3 separate regions of the Mus musculus genome follow, and regions 1 and 3 are each linked to region 2. Evidence: chromatin loops called from intact Hi-C (ENCODE). Cell type or tissue: left cerebral cortex. All regions are shown on one strand. Region 1 has its middle 280 kb from the start of Gm31711. Region 2 has its middle 93 kb from the start of Gm31711. Region 3 has its middle 400 kb from the start of Gm31711.

Region 1 (8,000 bases), 190 kb after region 2:
ACCAAGTAACCCTATTAAAAAACAATGTCCAGAGCAAAATAAAAAATTTTCAACCGAGGAATATCAAATGGCCGAGAAGCACCTAACAAAATGTTCAATATCCTTAGTTATCTGGGAAATGCATACCAAAATTACCCTGAGATTCCACTTCATACAAGTCAGAATGGTTATGATCAGAACCTCAGATGACAGAAGATGCTGGCTAGGATGTGGAGAAAGAGGAACACTCCTCCATTTTTGGTAGGAGTGCAAATTGGTGCAACCACTCTGGAAGTCAGTCTGGAGGCTCCTCACAACATTGGACATAGTACTACCTATGGACGCAGCTATACCACTCCTGGTCATATACTCAAATATGCTCCAATATATAACAAGGACACATGCTCCACTATGTTCATGGCAGCCTTATTTATAATAGCCAGACACTGGAAAGACCTCAGATGTCCTTCAACAGAGGAATTGAGACAGAAAATGTAGTACATTTACACAATAGAGTACTACTCAGCTATTAAAAACAATGACTTCATGCAATTCTTAGGCAAATGAATGGAATGAGAAAATAGGAATGAGAAAATATCATGCTGAGCAAGGTAAGCAGTCACAATGGAGCACACAAGGTTTGGGCTCACTGGTAAGTGGATATTTGCCCAAAAGCCCAGAATACCCAAGACACAATTCACAGACCAAATGAAGTTTGAGAAGGAGGAAGACCAAAGTGTGGATGCTTCAGTTCTTCTTAGAAGGGGAAAACAATACTCAAGGGAGTAAATACTGGGACAAAATGTGAAGCAGAGACTAAAGAGAGTCCATCCAGAAACTGTCCCACTTGTGGCATCCCACATACAGATACCAAACCCATACACTACAGTGGAGGCCAAGAAGTATTTGCTGACAGGAGCCTGATACAGCTATCTCCTGAGAGGCTCTGCCAGAGCCTGACATATACAGATGCTCATATCCAACCATTGGACTGAGCAATGTGTCCCCAATGGTTGAGTTAGAGGAAGGACTGAAGAAGTTGATGGGGTTTGCAACAAATAGGAAAACAATATCAACCAACCAGACACCCTGTAGGTCCCAGGGAGTAAACCACCAACCCAAGAGTACACATGAAGCGACCCATGGCTATATACACATATGTAGAAGAGTATAGCCTTTTAGGACATCAATGGGAGGAGAGACCCTTGGTCCTTGAAAAGCTAGATGCTCCAATGTTAGGGAATGCCAGGATATGGAGGTGGGAGTGTGTAGGTTTGTGGTGTAGTACCTTCATAGAAGCAGAGGGAGGGAAGATGGGAAAGGATGTTTCTGGAGGGGAAACTGGTAAAGGGTATAACATTTGAAATGTAAATAAGTAAAATATCCAATAAAAAAGAAAAGAAACCTAAAAAAGGAATGTTTTCATGACTATGTTAAAATTATATTACACAATAATCTCAAATATTCAGGATATCAAAATCCTGCAATGAATTTAGAATTATTACAGATGGGATACTAAATTTCACCTTTAAGAGTAACTGAGCTAGATATGGTAGCGTGGACCTGTAATCCCAGCCACTTGAAAGGTTAAGGCAATCAATCACTATGTGTTCAAGGATAGCCTGAATACTATAACTAAACCTATCTGAGAAAATTTTAAAGTTAAAAAACTAAAAGTAAAGACCTGAATGTTACTGTCTTAATTACTGTTCTATTACTGTGAAGATACACCATGATCATTATGAGATAAGGCATTTAGTTGGGGAATAGATTAATGTTTCTGAGAATGAATCCATGACTATCACGTTGGGAATCAGGGCATCAGAAGGCAGGGATGGCATTGGAACAGTTGATGAGAGCTTACATCTTATACGGAAGCACATGAGACAGAAAGTAGTGGGGAGAAGAGGAGAGGGGTGGCTACTGGGAATGCTGTGGACTTCTGAGACCTCCAAGTCCACAACTCCTCCAAAGTGTATGAGTTAAAATGGTGGCCTTGGACCATTCGGTGACGCGGGATATGGGAGTTTTGATTGTGTGTACCCTATGCCAACGCCAAGTGGATGTCAGGCTGTGAGAAGTTGCAGGACCCTGTTCTGGGGTGGGGGAGCACAGTCTGGGGTCCTGGAGACTGCCAGAATTGGCTCGGGGTTCCCAAGCCTGTGCAGTGGATGGGGACAGTTGGTTCGCTGACTCTTGGGCATCCCAGACGCTGCTGGATGCCATGGAAGAAATGAGAATGGAGTGGATCTTCCTGGGGCCAAAGGGAAACTGGGGAGTAGAAAACTCTGGCTGAATCTCTCAAGGAGGAGAGTGTCCTTGGCTTGGTCAGTGGGCAGCTTGGACTCAGGAGTCCATGGCTGGGAGCACAGAGAGGCCTCGTCTGGGAGATTAGACGTGGCTCTTCAGAGGAAAACCTGCTCCATTGTTCCCCACAGTGGATCCCGAGAAGAAGAGGCAGTCCACGATTTTAAAGCGTTTATTATCATGGTGGAGAGTTGTGATGAGTGAAACTGTACCCTACTTTCTCAGGGTGGGCCTGAGGTTAAATACCTTTTACAGGGAGCAGTGTCTAGGAAGAAGAACTTAATTGACTAAGCCCTTCAAGTCTTTAGGTACCTCATTAAAATGGAGATCTGTGGTCATGTTCTGCCTACTGTCCCTTGTAGGATCACCTACTGAGAGTTTTAAACCAGAGTTTTAAACCTAACTCAACCAGAAACCAGGCTGCCTTTAACTGTCCCACAAAAGGGCACACCTCCTAATCCTTCCCAAACAGTTTCACCAAGTAGGAACCAACATTCATACATAGAAGCCTATGGATTCCATTCCCATTCAAACCACCGCAGTATCTTAATGGTAGAGCACTGCCTTAGCATTTGGGAGGCTCAAAAAGCCAATCAGTAGGTAAGTAAATAACCCAAACAGAACAAAACAAACAGCTTAGTGTTTTCAAATTGAGGATTGCACTGGAGTCTTTCCTCTTTGCTAAAACACTTGGAAGAAAAGCTTAAGGTAGGCAGGGTGTATTTTGGTTCAAGACTTTAAAATTTCAGACCATGATTGCAATCAGACTCTGTGTTACAGCTGAGTCATACAGTGGGAGAATGGAAAGCTAGTTGTTCACATGTTATGGGTCAGGAAGCAGAAAATAGTATCAGGGCCAGAGTCATGCTGTAACAGTCAGATGCACAATCATAGAAACAAATTTTGACTAGCTTCCCCAGCTTCCCCAGATAGCACTAGCTGATGAGAAAAAAGTCCTCAGAGGAGCCCTTGAAGGATATTTCTGATCAAAGGCTTAAGAAACACCTACTAAGGGTCAGCCTCTAAATACTTGACTGTTTCATTTTATATATTACATTTTCAAACTGAAAAAGGGAGGTGCTATGGACGAGAGGTTACAATTCCAATTTCTGGAAGAAAAAAAAATATTCACAAAAAGCTGGGCAGAAATCCAAATCCAAACCCTATCCATCATTAGCTTCCCAAAGCTTTCCCAGGTCCATCTCCATTTGGTAAAATGGATAGAACAAAATGTCCACCTAGTTATGACCCTCAAACCAGAAAGATGGGAAAGACAAAAATAAAGGGAAAGAGGGAAGGTAGTATAGAGGGCAAGGTGGGCATCTGGGAACAGATTTCACAAAAATAGAAATGCAATTAAGTTGATGTCTTCCAAAATGGTCTGGACTCACACACCTACAACCCTGCCTGTTCTGGCTTATCTCATTAAATGCCTGGTTATGGATGGGCAGGCTTGCCATCTGTTTAAATAATAGTTTTCTGTTCTCCACGAGGACTACAGTGCTGGAGTCAATTAAAGCATCCTTTCCACAGCTATCCATCTCCCTCTCAGCAGGAGCTCTGATATGCAGGACCATCCTGCCACCTCCACACTGGCGTCTGCTCCCAGCGAGAGTCTCCCTGCCTTCCCATCTAACCTCCCCTCCAGAGGTAAACCTTCCTGGCCATGATGCAGGCTATGTGAGTATGAACACCCACTCACAAAGGAACAGAAGACAGATTAGGAAAAGTTCCAGCACTTTTCTTCTTGGCAATCCCAGAGCGACGGATGTGACTTCCTGTGAATTCTAACCATAAGCTATTTTCAAAACTCAGTTTTAAATTAGTGGGCAATGATGGAGTTTCTTTCAAAAGTGGCATCTTTAAAGCTAGATCTGGACAAGGAGGCATGGAGTTGCCCCTCTGACAGAAGGAAAGGGATGAAGGATGAACCAACAGGGACGATCGGTGAGGTGGCAGAAGCATGTGCTAGGGGGATTATAGGCATTACTTATGTGGGGAAAGACAGGCTTTCAGGCTATTTTAAATCAGGAAAACATACCAAGGTGTTTGAGATAACAATTTGTATTTATTTACTCAAGAAGCCACTAGTTTTAATAGCCTAATAATCAATGTATGTAATTCTTATCGCCATCTGATAAAGATGTTATTTTTCTGATTCTGTTTTATAAATGGAAAAAAAAGTAACAAGGCTTAGAATTTGATTGACCTACTTGATGTGCTGAAGGAATAAATCTGCAGTCTTTCTTCAGATTGTTCTCAGTTGAATAATCAATAATGGATTGGACCAGGACACTTTCAGAAGTATAATGCTGAGCTCTGGAGAATTACTCTAGGATTTAGGGTTGTGCTGGGCAAACTGGAATATATAACCTTCCTGATCAAACTGTTTTCTTAATAAATAAGATTTTTAAATGTGTCTTAAAGTCTTTTGAGAAAATAAACCACAGGAATGCACATAGATATATGATGACAGAATTTATTGTGGAAATTTTCTGATGGTTGGGAAACCCTGCTGCTAAGATCAAAACCTGACATTACCAGAAAGCCCTGAGCTTGGTGCAAAATGGTGAACTCCCTTTGTCTTTAGGGATTTCTCTTCTCTACCTGGGAATCCTGGATGCTACCCTGACTACCTGAGGAACATCCGGCAAACATCTGGCAAAGCTGCACCTGAGATCCCTGGAATGCCTCCCCATGCTAATGAGGCATCGCAATAGCTTAGCCTTCGGCCCAGCCTAGATTTTCTCACCCACGTCCACAAAACTATGTAACCCTTGGTTCACACAGAATAAAGTATATGCACACAAGCTGTTTTGTTGAATACTGTCTGAGAGAGCTGTTTCACTGAACATCCTCTAAAAGAGCTGCAACATTCAAGAGATGTCACACTGAGATATCCGGGACAAACTTCTGCCCCAGTCCCTAGCTCTACTCCCATGGACCATGGAACTCAGTTCAGCTCCATTCTTCCCTGTTTGGTGTACTGCAGCACCTGGACACCACAAGGAAAGAAGCAGAAAAGTGGAGCCACAGCTGATAAAATTATGGATGCTGAGAAATCTCAGATTGGAGAGTACTGAGTGGTTCACAAGACTGGACATCATGGAAGCTGATGATGTAACTCCTAGTATGAGGCCTAACCACTAAGAAATGGGTCCCATTCTTCGGCCAGGAAGGCCCAAGAACTTAGAGCCCTTATATCACAGGACAGAAGAGGATAAATAGATGTCACAGCTCCAAAAGAGAGTGTGGACTCATTTGCCCTGAGTGCTCTGTAATTGCCAGCACTGACAAGCACTTAGCCACACTGATAAGGATGAGTTTCTTTAATTTCTTTGCTAATCCAACTGTGTATCTCCTCCAGGAATGTCTTCAGACAAACCCAGAAACAGTAGTTTACTGTCCCTCTATTCCTTAACCCACCCAGAAGATGAGTAAAATTAAGCTATTACACTGCATGTGACAATGCCTTGGAGTACTGAGATGAGGAAGAACACACTTTGGCCCCATTTATGTGGTTTCAGAGAAAAAGCATTTTTGACTCCACAAATATATGTGTGTGCAAGTTGGTTTATGTATTCTTCGTGATACATGCTAATTGGGAAGAAAGAGCATCAGTTTAAAAAATGCCCCCACCAAACTTGCCCATGGTGGGGATTTTTGGATTAGTGGTTGATCTGGGAGAGACAAGGCCTTTGAGGCATTGGCTTGCCATGGTAAGTCTCTTTATATCTGGGGGTATGTATGAAATCATGCTGAGCATATCATGAGGATCGAGCCAGAAGCTTCACTTCTTCACAGCCTTTGTATCAGTTTCTGCCTCTGGTTCCTGACCTGTCTGAGTTATTGCCTTGATTTCCATCAGTGATAAACTGTGATGTGGAGCTTCAAGCTGAAATCACTTTCTCCCCATTACTTTTGTTCATTTTGTTTTATGATAGTAATAGAAATCCCAACTAAAAAAGAAATTAATACCAATAATTTGGATTGCTGAGACCTGACCCTGTGTTTTGGGGAGAATTATAGTGGTAATTTGAGCTATGGGTTATAAAAGCTACTGAGTGCTCAGTGCTTAGTGCTCAGAGGATTGTTTTGCAGGATCTTGAGAGAGAATACTGAGAGAAATTCAGACAAAAGAGGCCTGGCTTATGATATTCAGAGGGAAACAAAAACTCTACTTGGGCCATTCATATGTAATTTTAAATTAAGAATCTAACCAGGTGTGGTGGCAAATGTTTTTAATGTGTGGTGGGAGCCAGAGGTAGGTAGAGCTGGGAGATCAAGGCCAACCTGGTCTATCTAGTGAGTTCAGGATATCTGGGGCTAAATAGACAGGGTCTCAAAAATGAGCAAGCATATACAGACAGACAGACAGACAGACAGACAGACAGACAGACAGACAGAATCTGTGGCTGGTCAGCTGTAGCTGAAAACAGTCCTAGAATGTCTACAGGTCAATGTGCAACCCAGTTACAGCAGGGGAGACCCATATATTGTTAGATGCTAATATCATGGAACAACCACCAAGAATAACAGTAGTTATGGAGTGAAACCAACCCAAGTCTATTATAAACCACAGACGTGCTGCAATCAAGCCCTTTAGATCCTACACAACTGGGAATCCCAGAAGTCTGATGTTATACAGCTGGACTTTAGGTTTTTTTAATTGTATTGTGACTAGGTCCTAGATTCCTCTCTTGAAAAAAAAATATTAACTTGATTTTTATTTTAAAGGATAACAATTGGAAGACTTTGAAATTTTCAAGAGATTTGAGAATGTTGGTGAGACTTTAGATATTTTTACATGCTTTGATCTTTAATTAAATAATAAATAATAGATAATTAAAGAGACTGAACATATAGTGTTTGAATTTTTAAACAATATGGGACTTTTAAAAATTAGAATGTTTATATTACCATATTAATATAACGTGAGACTGTGGGGATGAAAAGAAAAGGAAAGGTTATAGTTTAACAGTGACATAGTTGTGGTAAAATGTTGCGCCCACCTCGACCAGCAAGGAAGACACAACACGGTCGGATTCTTCTCAATAGCCTTTATTGCAGGAATGCCTTGATGCTGCTACACGGGGACCCTGGGAACCCAGGGAGGTCTGCTTATATACTCTCAGCCCCCACCCACTCACGGCAGGCCACGTCACCTCACCAGGCATGCAGCTTCAGCCAATCAGGGCGGCAGGGGCATGTCTCCACCAAATATGGACTTGTTTACACCGCCAGCTTCCTGGTGCACCTGTGCAGCTCTCACGATGGTTGTGGCTTATTTTCAGGTGTATGGGGAAGTCAGTTGTAAGTCATAAGACTTAGCTGCAGTCCCGGGCACCATCTTGGGACTGCTGCCACACCCGCTCCTCACATTAAAAGTTGACAATGGATCAAATTTTTTTGTCATCCACTTGACACAGATTTGGAGTCATTTGGGACAAGAGTACCTCTACTGAGAAAATGCCTGAATGTGATTGGCATTGAATATGGGGAATTTTATGGTATTTAGTGATTGATGTGTGAAGGCCCAGGACATTGTAGGGAGTTCTGGGGTGCATAAGAAAGTAGGAAGGGTAAGCCACATAGAATATGCCACTAAGCAGCTTTCCTCCATGGTCTCTCTCTCTCTCTCTCTCTCTCTCTCTGTCTGTCTGTCTGTCTCTCTCTCTCTGCCTGTCTCTCTGTCTCTGTCTCTCTGACTCTGT
Region 2 (8,000 bases):
TTTTCTAAATCAAGTGGACATGAGCAGGAGCCAGCAACTGGTTCCTTCAATCCCAAACACTTCAGAATAAACAAAAATTGCATATGGTCAATAAAATTTAAAATATCTTATTGGAATATTTACTTGTTCTGATAAAATGTCTATTATCTTGTAGATTTTTAATTACCTTAATGAAGTATTTTTCTTTAATACATAAAATATCTTATACATGTACTTTAATTCACTTTTCACATTTTAGGTTTTGAAGATCTTTTTAAGTTACACATAATCAACACATATTCAGTACTGAAACAAATATTTAAATTCACTTGATACTTTTATTTTGTCCATGTATCCAACCATCAAATGCCAGCATTCTTAGTGAAATTCTAATAATGTTACAATTATTCTATTACTACTACTTCTACTACTACTACTACTGCTACTACTATACTACTATTCTAATAGAATTACTATTATATTATTACCAAAGCAAATACCTTCTACAACCTTACTGATATTCCAAATTTAATTTATTCAAATAAGGAATTAACTGATTATGATGAACTTACACCCTGGACTGTGAATCTACTCCCAAGAGGTGTTGTAAGCTAATGATGTTGTTAATCTTGTTTGTTGTTCTTATTAAGGAATCAGAACAACAATACATTTTTATTAAGCCTCTGAACTCTTTTTCTTCCTGTCCATTCCCAAGCCTGATATAATAACTGGGATATATATTTATTTATTTATATAAATATAAATATAAGTGTATATATAATACATTTTGCATAACTGAATAAATACAACAGACACCATAACACTTCCTATTATTGATTCTGATTATCAATCTGAATCCATGTCTATACCAAGCTTATTGCCTGAATGCATATGGAATGAGTGCAACTGTTTGCTGCCTCCCCCATGCCCGACTCCCAGCAGTGCTGAAGCACTAACCTTTGAAGGTGTGATGGTGTGCTTATTTGTAAAGGAATCCTTATTAATGTAATTATGCTAAAATGGTAACATGAGGCCATTCAGGAGTGAGGCAGGAACTGAACCTAACAGTGTCCTTGTAAGACAAGCATACAGTAGGCAAAGAGATAGAGAAAGGAGGGTGGTTATGTGTTGATGACTGGAGTGAAATAGCTTTAGAACAAGTCAGGCTGAAGAAAGCCAAAGAAGGTCAAGTAGGGCTTAGGATGCCAAGATGGCTGACATCCCAGTGATATAGGGGTAAGAAGGGACAGCCTATGCTGAGTGTCGTGCCTGTTTCTGGGCTGTGTGAGGGGAAGGATAGTCAACCTCAGGACAAAGAACAAACATTTGCCAGCTGTCAAAGAAGCAGCAAGAGCTACAAAAGAAACACACCTCCCAGTGTCTTGGATGAAAGCTATGGCTTTTGACAGTCAGAGCCTAGAATAAGATGAAATCTGAAATAAAGGTAGAAAGAAGCCCTTAAAAATTACCACAACAACCAGAAACAGCTGGTTTGACAGTGCTTCCTTGACTGGTCTTCAGCTTCACCTTAGTGCATGCCATCATTCAACCAATCAAAGCCAAGATAATTTGTCAATAAGCTGGGGCATGCTTGAGGCTTCCCCATCTTGTTTCTACAAAACTCTATGCAAGAATAAGGTATCTCCCTGAAAGTTCCTGCAGCAAGACTCAGAGTTGAAGCTTCCTGCAGCTGAAGTTTCTGCCCCAGGCAGGGAATTCTTTAGCTCCAGCTTCCAGGGCTCAGCTAGTGACTACAGGAGAAAAGAGTCACACCTGTCTCAGCTACCAGGAGCCTATGCTTTTCTCTTGAAGGACTGGTTTTGACTGGCATGATAAAGCCCTCCGGGATTATAGTACAGCAATACTATCTTAGTATTGCTAACTTCTTAGTAATGCCTGCTGAAGATGGGCAGCCTCAATACAACCTCTCTCAATTGACTTCTTGTCATCAAGGTCCTTAGTTCTTATTCTCCTCTTGAAAGGGCTATTTCCATGGGAAAAATATTTATTTTTCTTTTTATGATGTCTTATGTTCATTCCATTCTTGAAAGGAGGATAGACATAAACAAGTTGGAGACAAGAGACAACCATTTCAAGGATATCAGCTTACATACATACCATTGTTGGCAAGCACACCCATGTATACCTATGCACATGCATGCACAAACACATATGCACCCCCACACACCTTATTACTATTCACATTTAATTTAATAGTCATTCATTTATGTGTATATATGCATATGTAAGATTTTACACATATGCTTACAAACATAACTATATTTTACTCAGCTTACAAAAATATCCTATTTTAAAAATTCAATGCTTTTCAAACTTTATTCATGAAAAGCCATCTTGATTGTCATATCTATGCCTAAATTAGTAGTGTTATATGATTACTATAAATAATTGTCATATGGAGGAGTGTTCTTCTTTCTCCACATCCTCGCTAGCATCTACTGTCAACTGAGTTTTTGATCGTAGCCATTCTGACTAGTGTGAGGTGGAATCTCAGGGTTGTTTGATTTACATTTCCCTGATATCTAAGGATGTCGAACACTTCTTTAGGTGCTTCTTGGGCATTTGAGATTCCTCAGTTTTCCCCTCTGATTTATTTTTTTCTTTGTTTAGCTCTGTACCCCATTTTTAATAGGGTTATTTGTTTCTCTAGAGTCTAACTTCTTGAGTTCTTTGTATATATTGGATATTAGTCTTCTATCGAATGTATGGTTGTAAAAATCTTTTCCCACTCTGAAGGTTGCCATTTTGTTCTATTGACAGTGTCCTTTGCCTTACAGAAGCTTATTATTATTATTATTATTAAAAAACCCTCATATTGTAAAGTCAGAACTTAACTACTTATGGAAGGAATGGGCTGTCTAAATAAAAAACTGCTGATACTAATTTAGGTGAATAAACAAAGCTAGTTAAATTACGCATCCTCACTTTCTGATTTATAATCTCCTTGCTGCTGTGACAAGCCCATGCAGCATGAATTTCTTGAATGCCATGACACCTGTGAATAGACTCAGAATGTTAGATGTATACTTTAAGGGTAAGAGAACTATGAAACTTTTAAAGTTATGGCTAAAGTTGGAAAGCATTCTTACATTGTTTCACACTCAAGTTCTTGAAAAGCACTGCCTTGCCGGGCGGTGGTGGCACACGCCTTTAATCCCAGCACTTGGGAGGCAGAGGCAGGCAGATTTCTGAGTTCAAGGCCAGCCTGGTCTACAAAGTGAGTTCCAGGACAGCCAGGGCCTACACAGAGAAACCCTGTCTCAAAAAAACCCAAACAAACAAACAAACAAACAAAAGAGCACTTCCTTAATTAAAATAGATGGATATAAATGTTACTTCAGGGGGCTGATGAGATGGCTCAGCAGGTAAGAGCACCCGACTGCTCTTCCGAAGATCCTGAGTTCAAATCCCAGCAACCACATGGTGGCTCACAACCATCCGTAACGAGATCTGACTCCCTCTTCTGGGGTGTCTAAAGACAGCTAAGGTGTACTTACATAGAATAAATAAATAAATAAATAAATAAATAAATAAATCTTTTAAATAAATAAATCTTTTAAATAAATAAATCTTTTAAATAAATAAATAGACAAACAAACAAATAAATAAATGTTACTTCATGTCAGTTATAGTTGTATTTGGAAATTTATGTGAGGTATAGGTGACTCAATATATTCTAGACACTTGCTGCTGTACAAGTATGTTTTGTATACAAAACACTGCACAAAACAAACTTTTATTAACTCTTCTGCTGCCAAGGTCCTTGGTGTGTGTGTGTATGTGTGTGTGTATTATGAATGTTTTCTATTTTGTACATGAAAAGAGTTCAGATTCATTTGATGACTACAGTCTGTACTGTACTTCATGAATTATGTAATATTCATGGATCAATATATACCACTTCAAATATTTTGACTACTATAAACCCTAATACATATGCATATTGCCCAAGTAATTGAAATACAGTTTTGTTAAACAATTTCAACTTTAAATGTATTTTTTACAGTTTTATAAGTTTTTAGAGAATATCATATACACTTTGATCATATCACACTTTTTCCAAATATCTCCCTGATTTATCAAATTGTATTCTTTTTTCAAAGTCAATCCAGTCCAATTTGTGCTGCCTGTATACTCCTGGATGTATGGCAGTCAATAAGTAGAGACTACATTTGAACCCTTTGGTTTAGGAAACGACTTTCAGAACAGGATCCCAGTAGCATAGGCATATGATCAGCATTTAATAAACAGAATTTCATGAAACTAAAATGCTTCTTACAGCAACGGACAACATCATTCTAGTGAAGAGGTGGTTGTCATTTAAACCAAAGGGCTTATATATGGGTATGTACATATTTTGTGAAGCTTCTATAGTAGTAGTCTTCCATGTGACAATTTCAAAATGTCTTTAGAGTTAGTTACTCCTCTCTGTATTCCATCTACCCAGCCTTCCTATGCCTTATCTCAATTTAAGCCTTTATTGTCCTTTTAGTCCCCATTAATCCTTATCATATTGTATTTATCTCCCCTTTGTGAAAGCACTATGGGCATTCCAGATGAAACACAAATATATGAAGAGTCAAAGGTAATATCCACAAATAAGAAAAGACATGCTACACTTGTCTTCTGGGTCTGGGCTACTGCACTCACAATAATTATTCCCGGTTCCATCCATTTAGCTGTAAATTTCATAACTCCATTTTTCTTAATAGCTAAATGCTAGTTCATTTTGTAAAAGTACCAGATGTTCGTTATCCATTCATCAGTTGGTGAACATTAAGATTGTTCCCATTTCCTCGTTATTGTGAACAGAGTAACAACAGACTTAGATGATCAAGATATCTCCTTAGTAACATGTAGAGTCCTTTGGGCATATGCTTAATAGTGCTATAGCTAGATCATGTGGCAGGTCTATTTCTAGCTTTTTGAGGAACCTCCAGACTGATTTCCATAGTGGCTTCACTAGTTTTTGCACTCCCACAAGCAGTGAATAAGTGTATGTCTTTTCTCTACATCCACGCCAGTATTTGTAGTCATTTGTTTTTGGATCTTAGCCATTCTGAATGGGGTAAGATAAAATCTAAAAGTAGTTCTAATTTGCATTTCCCTGATGGTTAAGGATTCTGAACATTTTTAAAAATGTTTCTCAGCCATTTGTATTTCATCTTTTGAGAACTCCCTGTTTAGCTACATGTCCCATTTTTTAATTGGATTGTTTGTTTTCTCAGTATTTAGATTTTTACTTTTGTATGTACTAGATACTAACCCTTTGTCAGATGTATAGCTCTAAAGCTTTTTCCCCATTCTGTCTGCAACTCTTCACTGAAATAATGGCATCATTTTGCTGTTCAGTATCTTCTTATGAGGTTTCATTTACTAAGTGTTGGTCTTATGCCTGTGCTTCAGGGGTTCTTGTTCAGAAAGTCCTTACCTATGCAGATGAGTTCAAGTGTATTCTCTACTTTTCCCTCTATCCGATTCAGTGTGTGGTCTTGGGTTGAGGTTCTTGGCCCATTTGGAATCCACTTTTGTGCATGCTGACTGAAAATTTGGGAGTTTCATTATGCTATATATTGTTATCCAGTTGGACCAGCATGACTTGTTGGAGATAATGTCTCTTCTCTGATGGGCAGTTTTGGCTTCTTTGTCAAAATCTAGGTGGCTGTAGAAGAATGGGATTATGTGTGGGTACTCAATTCTATTCCAGTGATCAATATGTCTACTTTTATGCTATTATCATAGTGTTTTTATTACTATGCCTGAATAATTTAACCCAAAATCTGGTCTGATGATCCCTGTTGCAGTTTCACTTGTTTCATTAATTTACTTGTGTTTAATTGTTCAGTGTTGTTCCCAATAAATGGATTTTTGTGTTTCCATATTGTGTTGGCTTTGAATGAAAAATGTCTTCATAGTCTTGGGCATTTAAATACGTGTTCACCAGTTGGTGGTACTATTTTTATAAGTGTAGGTGGTGCAGACTTGCTGGTTGAAGTGCTTCACTGGGGGAAAGGTTTTGGTAGTAAATATCCTTAACTGATTCTAGTTTGCTCTCTATCCCTCATGCTTGAAGTTCAAAACATGAACCCCCTCCTTTCTGTACCTCCTGCTGTGTCTGTCACTGGCTGTCATGATTCCCTGCCATGATAATCTTATTCTTCTGAGTCCATACAATCATTTTTCTCTATAGAATGCCCTCATTATAGTGTTTTATCACAAAACACAAAGTTAACTAACACAAATATAATTTAATATTTGTTTGATTATTTTGGAGAATTACATCAGAATTTTGAGGGGGATCGATTTAAATCTGTAGATTGCTATTGGCATGATGGTCATTTTAGCAATATTCATCCTATGGATCCATTAGTGTGGGAAGAGTTTCTATCTTTCAATGTCTTCTTCCGTTTCTTTTGTCAGTGTCTTAAAGTTTTCATTGTACAAGTCTTTCACTTCCTCAGTTTTCTTTCAAGTTATCTCTTAGGCTATTGTGAATGGTGATGTTTCCTTGGTCCTCTCTCAGCGTGTTCATCATTTGTGCATAAGATCTGATCTTTTGTGCATTAATTTTGTATTTTGCTACATGGCTAAATGCGTTCACCGGCTATTGAGGTTTTCTGGTAGGATTTTTAGGGTCTTCTATGTACAGAATTGACTTATCTACAGATAAAAATACTTTAATTCCTTCCTTTCCTAAAAAGATTCCCTTCATCTCCTTCACTCATCCTACTGCTTTAGCTATGCCTTCAAGTACTATATTGAACTAAGTGTGGAAGTTTTGATGTTCCTGCCTTATTTCTGGTTTTAGTAGAAATTCGGATTTTCTTCATTTAGGATGATGTTGGCTGTGTGCTTACTGCATATTGACTTCTTTATGTTGTGATATGTTCCTTTTGTTCTAAAATTCTCTATCATGAAGATATTTTAAGTTATGTCACAGGTCCTTTCTGTATTAAGTAACATAGTAATGCGGTGTCCACCTTTGAGTATATTTACAAGGTTGTTTATGTTTACTGATTTGTGAATGCTGAACAATTCTTGCATCTCTGTAATGATGTCAGAGATGAATACTTGATCATGGTGAGTAGTCTTTTGAGGTGTACTTGTATTCAGCTTTCAGGTATTTTATTGGTTATCTTTGCCTTCATTTTCATTAGAGATATTGACCTAGACTTTTCTTTTTATATTGGATCTTTACTCTGGTTTTGATATCAAGACTATATTAGTTTCATAAAATTAATTTGGATTTAAAAACGTTTTGCAGAATAACTTGAGGAGTTTTGATGTTTATTTTCCTTTTAGGTCTTGTTGAATTCTGTACCAAAACCATATGGTCCTAGGAATTTTTTTTCTTGGTATACTTTTAGTTACTGTTCTGTCTTACTGGGTACCATAGTTTTATTTAATCTATTAATTTATCTTGGTTTATCTTTAATATATCATAATTATAGAAACCCATATACTTAGATTCTTTAACTAAGAATCAGAGGACTTTAACTTTTAAAATATAACCTTATGACTTTCTGAATACCTTCAGTATTTGTTTTAATTCCCCTCTTTGTGTCTTTGTTTTTAGAAATACATATCTTCTCTGTCTCTCTCTTTTGGATATTTTGAATGAAAGTTTATCAAACTTGTAAATTTTTTAAAAAAAATTATTAATTTTATTGATTTTTAAAAAAGATTAGTTTGTTAATTTCAGCTCTGATTTGGACTCTCTGTTTTGGGAAATGTTGTTTTTTTCTTTTTCCCCCAAAGCTTTCAGTTATATCATGTGGTTGTTAATTTGCTATTTGAGACATATCTCATTTTTCCTCTTATATGTACATATTTGGTGGTATAAGTTTTCCTTGCAAGACTAACTTTAGGGTATCTTGAAGATTTGGGGTGTTTTGTTTTTTCATTTTCTCTCTATTGTAGAAGATTTTAATTTTTTAAACTGATTTCTCCCCTTAGTCCAAGCCAGTTATCTTCAGTAGTGTATCATTAGTTTCATTGAG
Region 3 (8,000 bases), 300 kb after region 2:
TTATAAATTATGATCACATCCAGTTCAGAGTCATTGTGTGGATTACATACAATATTTTCTAAACTTAAAAGCCAGTTTCTCGGACACAGGTTTAATACTAATTTATTTTAGAATAAACCTGTCTGCCCTATAGAATGTCAGAGTTGATCCAGAAATAGTGACTGAAAGGCCGGTATTGTTTGCGACCTACCAAATATTGATTTATTGATAATTCTTAACTAGTATAATATAATTTGCCACAAAATATTTTTAATAAAAATAATACCATAAAAAGAAGCTCTTGCAAAATCCACTGTTCATAGGACACTAGCCACTTACACAAACAATTCATGCATGTTACCGTGATTGGTAACATATTTCTATAAAAATATGGGCGTGGGTCTTACTGTGGTGCACTGTAGACATAGAATATAGCAAGGATGTGTTATCATATGGACAAGGATAGGCTGGCATACAAGTGCCTGCTGGGAAATTCTCCACTTTAATCTCAGAATTCAGATACCCCTCACCCACCATCAGTTGTCCTTGGAAAAAGCTTTAATTCAACCTGAGATAATGTCTATGTTTTTCCCCATAATTAGTCATCCTTGAGTGGAACAGCAAAGAGTCCTTCTCAAAATTCTACTAAAGAAGCTCTTCCTGAGACCTTTGAGCTTGGAACCAGAAAGAGAAAAATCCAACCCTTGTTCTTTCTCATGGTAAATTTTAAACAAGTAAGCTAGCATACTAGGGGTTTGCTAACTTGACAACACATAGAGTCAACACTTTGCATCTGATTGGATCTCTACTTAGTTGTTTAATAACCTACTGTTTGTAAACCAGTTCTTGCCATTGTCCCTATACAAATTTGCCTCCCCTATAGGCTGAGAAGTGTGCTTGTTTAGGCATTCCCCTGCTATATTCTAGGCCCAAAATTTATAATTTCTCTGGCTACAAATCAGAAATGTTACATCATTGTAGTTTACCCTCTGCTTTCCAGTTAAATGGGGTATCACCAATGAAACCCATCCACTTATGATAGATCATTTCAGAAACTATGTAGATGAGCAAAACAGTCTGCACATGAATACTGCATTTTTCTGGAACAAATTTTCCTCTTAGGAGTAAGTGATGACAGGTGATAAGGATCTCCCTTGATCACTTGTAAAAGTCGACAGTACAGAACTTTTTAAAAAGACATTAAGCACCTTTCATCCCATGTTTACTGTCAAGACAGAATTCATGCCAGACAGGCAGGATTACTTCCTTGTATAACCTAATGCTATCATCAGACAGAAAACTAGTCTATAAGAATGGCTTTTCTTCATATGTACACATTATCAAGAGCCAGATATTTAATTTCTTTTTATATATAACCCTAAAAAATACAACTATATTTATAGTTTCATATACTGAAACCTTTGCTAAATTGTACATGTATATATGAATCTATGTGATACATTAGTATATAAATGTATTTTGCAATGAGAATTAATAATTACATGGAAAAAATACATGACCTCTGGCAAATATTAGGCAATGTTATTTATACTAGGGCATTTGCTTGTTGGTTTTGATATAAATGCCTATTGAATGAAGAGATTTCTTTCTGCTTCCCTCATTTGCCTTTCTAGGCAAGCAGCAAGCAATGAAATGAGGAAAGATGGTTTCAAAACATAAAACCTGTTCCTTGTGTAGATAAGGCTTAAAGAACATAAACAGATGGGTTTCTCCCACAGGACAGGTCATCATACCATTGGGGGAAAATGAGTTGGCTGCTGAGTTAAGAAGCAATGAAGTCATTGCTATGCACATAATTAAAATGTGATATTTCAAGAGGAGTAAATCCAAGCAGAAGAAAAGAAAAAAATCACAGCCAATACACTCTATGGTTGTGACTTTGAATTAATGTGTGCCTGGATGTAGAAGAAGCTAAGTAAACAAATGTTAGTCATCAAAAAGTAGGAATATAGCAGCATTTCTAATTTAAAGGTCTTACTCTCAGGATCTACTCCAAAGGCAAAACTCTATTTTTGATAAGCTCACTTGAAATGTACTCTATTAACACCTGGATTTAGGATATGCAGAAGAGCATTACATACACTATTCCAGTGCTTAGAAGAAGCCCTGGTCAGAATGTAATGAATCAGCCAATGCTGAAGAAATGGTTCTGGGTTCTACCTTGTCATTTTTGGAGGCACAGCTTTTGAATCTTTATCTGAGTTATATAGTAGACCAGTTCAGGAAAGAAACAGTTCTTGTCATGACTATAATTCAACTTCTTTCAAGGTAGAATTGAGTCTAGATAAAGAGAATGGTATAGGTTTTGAACAATGGACGCTGTCCCCTTTCTGTCCAGAAAACTGTCTAGTGAGAAGAAAACAGCAGATGCACAAGCAACTGTCATCTTGGGTAAAAGAGATCCTTTTCTTGGGACCATATCCGTTACATGTTTACAGTTCCTCTTAGACTATATCTATATGATGACAGCCTTTCTGGTGAAAACTGAGAAATTCAGTTGCAAATGTGAATGCTACAAAATGTGTGGCTATTTGGCAACAGGCGGATCAAACATCTGGATCTTTGACTCAGTTTTTTCATTTTCACCCAATATTTTCATATCGTGAAAAACACCAATTAAAAAAAGAAGCCAATCTGGTGTTTTGGCTTTCTTACTAGCCAAATTGTATCTCAAATGGTTAGTCCAATTGATTGTGCTGCTTTGGATGGCCAAAATGAACAGATCAACATAAAAATAGTTGGTGGAGTGACTGTTCTGATCTTGCTTGATCAATATGGTGGTATTATAAACTCTAACTCATACATGCTGTGCAAATGCAGATTTCTGACATCACAGAATCCAGTAAACCATGAGAGAGTAGATGGTTTTCATTCTTTTCTTTTCAGATAAAGACAGACACCCAATTCAGATGATTTGCTTTGGAAAGCCCAACAAGCTCAGTTCATGTCTATTTTCTACAGGAATTTGGGGTTCCTTGCTAAGTAGTATATCAAAATGAGCAAGTAAGAACAAAGCTACACATGCGTATTCACAGAGAGCAGCTACTACAGTTTACTTTTGAGAATTCACACAAAGAGAGTACTGCAACACTAAAGGAGAGGTAAATTAAATAAAAACAGAAGAGAAATTAAGAGACATGCTACCAAATCTAGCCTTACCATGCATGACAGCAAGCTTACAAGTATTCTAATGCTGCAGAAAAAAGCACACATTGGGAAGGATGTCAACCAATGTTAAGAAACCAACAGCACTTTATTTTAGAAAGAAACCAACAGCACTTTATTTTAGAAAGTCGACATATAAAGTCGAGGATATGAAACCTCGACATTCTGATACTTTTTGTTTTTTTCTTTCATTTTTCTTCCTTTTCTTTCTTTTTGTAAAATTTCACATAAGTAAAAGATGTACTTATAATTGGTGGAAGCACTACTGAAGAAACACATTGCTTTTTGGAAATATCAAATGACCTGATACTGTTTTAAGAAGAAATGCAAATATTTATCTGAATAAACTAACTTCTTATACAGTTCTTTCTCTTACAGACTACTTAAGCCCACAAATACTATTGGAGGCCCATATCGTGGGTTCCATATGATGAAGATTCTACAGAAGCCTTCAGGGAGGCTACATTTTTACTCTGGCAATGAGTCTGAGGCTATGGATAGATTAAAAAAGAAAAAATACTAAGTCAAAGAATAAATTTGAAATAATATTTAAGGAAAATTATTTTTTTCCATGTATTTTTAAATTTTGCAGCTTTCAAAATAACCCAGCATACAGTACCCCTCACACTGACTGACTCATCCCCATGTCCACACACTTTCTTTAAAAACAGAAAAATCATTTTTGAAAATGATCAAAACATAACATTTTGCTGGAACAGATGCCTTGCCTGTGCTCCGTGCCACATTTTTGTAGTATTTAAAATGAACGTTTCAGTTTTAAACAGCTAGTGACTAATCACAGTTGGGGAGGAGAGGAAAGGCCTGGTGGAGGCAAAGTCAGGCTTCCCCAGTAACACATGTGTGAAAAGAACCAGGCTGCTTCAGTCCTGTGTACACGGAAGACTTCTCGCTGGGCTATCTTTCTCAAGCCTGGCTGGAGTTCAAGGGAAGGTGGTAATTTTTAATATATGATACTGATAAATCCTTCTAAGGATATATTCTTCATTTTATCTTTGCAAACCTTCCTGTGTCCCAAGCTTTCTTTTAAGTGCCCTAAGAATATCTTTATAAGCTACTCTCCAAACTACAACTTAAACAATATCTTTATACCCTTTCAGCATTACATATGAGCAGCACACTCTCTTAAAGTCAGACTCATTTGGAGGATAAGGTAGTTGGTGACTCAAAGTATCCTCAAGTTTCTGTCTAAAAATATTAGGTATCATTTTCCCTTTTGTAGTGTTTTCCATATAAGTTGGCTTAATACTGGATGAACTAGTTTGGTGAGGCTCTTGGGAGACCAGTGAGCTATGATCTCTTTACTCCTAATTAGAGGCACACATCAGTGCTTTTGCTTTCTGGCCTTCAGTTCTTGGAGGTGGCTGAGAGTTAGTACAGTGGCAGTTCTCGGCCTACCTCACTTCCAACTCTCTGTCTAGGTTTCTGAATGCTGGGTGAAGGCTGAGCAGACACTGGAAGGATCATTTACCGCACGTTTTATAGGTCACTAAAACTTGCTTGGGTATTGTAGACACCCTAACAATTTACAATAACAAAAATATTATTACTTTTATTATTAAATATTATATTTTAAAATGTTTTTTTCTATTCTTAACATGTATGCAGACTTTTTATAAGGTATGAACACCTGAATTTCTTTTGACTCAGTGAAGGCAATCACATTCTGTGCCTTCCCATTCTCAATGGAAACTGTGGGACTCATGAAGAACTATTTTTAGATAAATATATTTCTAATTTGAAATATTCTATATGTGTAAGGTGATAATGATAACAAATCAGCCCCCGCCCCCCAGGTTTTATAAATTACTAATTAACTATCTGGTTAATGGTGGTTAATGTAGATAAAAGTGAGTCCAGGACTGTCATTTCACGATCCATAGTGTTTTACTTTCTGGTGCAATACAGTCATTTGACATCCTGCCCTGAAGGGTATGGATGATATCACATCTGCACTCTTTATCAGAGGCTCAATCACACATCATGTAATGGTATTTTTTTTTCTTCAGAAAGAACTCATAGTTCACACCTTCAGAAAAGTATGGTGAATGAATAGAATGCTGTAGCAGGCATGGGAACTCGCAGGGGCTCGGTATATACATTCCTGTGTCTTTAGATCATCTGGTTTATCATCCTTCTGGAAAGTACCATTTAGTGGATCTATATTACCTAAGACATTCTTTCTTCCTCCTTAATGGATGACACTTACAAATGGAGGCAGAGTTTCATTTCATGATAGAATCTTGGAATGGAAAAACATGAAAAACAATCGAAGCAGAAACTGCTTAATTCTATCATACCCAGTGTCATTCCAAAATGTTATAAAACTAATACATTATTAGAAATGAGTTGCAATTTAGCTTGTATTCATTTTCATTATAGAAAAAAATGTAAGGGACTTGCTTGTGTTCTGTGGATGAGGGAGCCGGAAGGAGAAAAACTGCCTACCTGTCTCTGATGGAACTTGAAATGTTATTGAGAGTTGCTGGTACAAAACAATTATCCCATCAAATTAAGGGGGAAAATATTATTGTTAAATTGTGAGACGTGAAATGGTATCTGAGAGTATTGTATATAATTTAGGATTTTTTGTGAATTTCTAGAGAATAAACAGTTTGTGGGATTAAAAAATAGATCACTGACAGGACTGGAAATCCTTATAATATTTTCTTCTTATTGATGATGTGTATCTTTATTAATTTCTATAAGTGTAGATAAGTATTTAGGGTCTTGGTATATTATGCATTAGTACCAGGGAGAAAGTTGAATATTTCCAGCAGTTGCCATGGGACCAGAAAGGCCTAAGAAACTTGTGTAATGGTAAAAACAGTGTGTTGGGAAGTAGAAGAGAATGAGGTTGGAAGGATGGAGACCCTTTATTGTGGAAATTAAAAAGGTGGGTCAGAGCAATGTGGAATGCAGCACAGAGAGTGTAGAGCTGGGGGGGAGGGGTGTAACCAGAGCTTGATATAACACTCTAGTTAGAAACATCTTTAAAATTCATTTTTTCCCAGACAACCAAGGCTAATTTGCTATTGACTCAGTAATGACTTGATGCAGCCTATCATTTACCACATTCAACAGACATAGGTTTTAGTGAAGACACTTCTTAAATAACCTCCTTTGAAATCAAAGTTTTAGTGTCATTTAGGGTGCTATAAGGAGCACCACAGAGCACCTTAACGCACTTCTTAAATAATAACAAAGCATTTAGGCATTAGTATTATGAAGAGCCTCTTACATTAGAGCATATCACCAATGATCAATGGAGCACTGAATCTTGGGGATTTCTGTAAGTGTTCAGGTGGGAAGAGGGAGGTCATGGTTGCATTTGGACTACTGAGATCAATGAAGCTGAAAACATCCTTATTGTAGGATTTCTTAGAGTCGTAGGTACTCCAGTATCCATTGTGAACAACCATGGTAGTACTCTAGAAGAGGATATTTACAGCAGGGTATGACCATGGCCTTCTGCCTTCAGGCAGCATCTCTTCTTAGGTGCACAAATTGCAGTGTGATTTCATATATAATGGTGATCTAAATACAATACACTGTAAAGGAATATACATGTACAATTTCCTTCAAATGAAATTGATTTCATAACTAGTAAGAATTCGAGTTATTCTTTTTCTAATTGTCTTTGGCTTTAAGGCTTGTCAGAATTCGGCTCATTAAATTCATCATCTCTTCTTATGAGGGAGCGTTGAGGACAACTTCACTGGAGTGGCTCACCCACACACAGCCCCCAAATCAGGCTGTTCATCATCCGACTGTTTTTTTCTTCAAGCACACAAAGAAGGTATTTTCTCCTGGGTAGGGGCTTCCCCTGACCTCCCACCCACCTCTGTTAGGTTGAAAGTCATCCCCAAAGAAATGTGTCATTCTTGGAACAGAACATCCTTCAGTAAAGGCTCACTGAGTAATCATTCAGCTAGACGTATAAATCTACCCGAGGGTCGGAAAAACCCACAGTTAAAGAGAATAATGGGTAAAGCCTTGCGTTCCAGGATATTAAAAATAGACATAAGCACAGAAGTGGTTTGCTGCTGTGAAACAAAGGGAATTCTTCAAAATACAATATGAAACTAGTCAATAAACTCCCACCTGGGGCATGATTAACTCTTTAGTCACTCAAGGAGGTCATCTCTCCCTCTTACTCAGGGTAGGATGGTAGTTAATATACCCTGAGCCATTTCCTGTTGGCTTCATAATGCTGATGGTAAACACAAGCTTTCCTTTCTGCCTTTCTTTATTCCCTTATCCCCTCCTTTGTGTGAGTATAATGTTGACCCTGCAACAGACATTACATAAAAAAAAAAAATTATGGGAACTCTGAATTCTCTCCTGAGTCATAACATCCTACCTGAAGCCAGACAGGCCTGGCCCAGGGAATAACGCTGACACCAGCCTAGCTCTATAGGTTGGAACTGAGCAGAGAGCTGTCCTTGTTGCAGAGGCTGGCGGGGAGGTTTCTGCTGGGTGGGCTAGGCACAGGTCCAACAGTGATCAACATGTTCTCGTCACGATTCAGGCAGCCGCCTGGCACTAGGGGAATCCAAGCTGGATCCACCCAACAGGTGGGCAGTGACTTGCTCAGAAAATCAGTCTGTCTAGGGACTTGCTTATCTAAAAGGCAGATTATACAAATGCTAAGAACTTTGGCTTCTAGTCTGATGCTGACTCGGTTTGACTGTGAGACTGTGGTCAAGTTATTCAAACAGATGTGATTATGACTTTTCAACGGAAGGCTTGAAATAAGAATAATCTGTAACACTTTCAGTACTCACTGTATGCTAAACAACTCTTTTTAATCCAGT

Evidence for each region. Peaks named below come from ENCODE experiments on the same cell type or tissue, not always from the same donor. Only the 100,000 strongest peaks of a DNase experiment are listed, where the experiment ranks them.
Region 1: a loop joins it to region 2, with 2.7 times the contacts of the local background. A loop is called at or near these places in 3 of 42 quality-filtered maps.
Region 3: it touches region 2 in a loop (10-fold over the local background); 3 of 42 quality-filtered maps call a loop at or near these places.

Annotation. Positions count from the first base shown.
Region 1 is chr13:16,540,028-16,548,027 of GRCm38, forward strand. No RefSeq gene overlaps it. Among named protein-coding and RNA genes, the nearest start is that of Gm31711, 280 kb to the left of the region's middle. In left cerebral cortex, no CTCF peak of the experiment used is centred here; DNase peaks (open chromatin) are centred at 3,106, 3,502 and 3,959; H3K27ac peaks cover 727 bases.
Region 2 is chr13:16,350,511-16,358,510 of GRCm38, forward strand. No RefSeq gene overlaps it. Among named protein-coding and RNA genes, the nearest start is that of Gm31711, 93 kb to the left of the region's middle. In left cerebral cortex, no CTCF peak of the experiment used is centred here; DNase peaks (open chromatin) are centred at 4,971, 5,401 and 5,965.
Region 3 is chr13:16,652,382-16,660,381 of GRCm38, forward strand. No RefSeq gene overlaps it. Among named protein-coding and RNA genes, the nearest start is that of Gm31711, 400 kb to the left of the region's middle. In left cerebral cortex, no CTCF peak of the experiment used is centred here; DNase peaks (open chromatin) are centred at 3,920, 6,941 and 7,702; H3K27ac peaks cover 968 bases.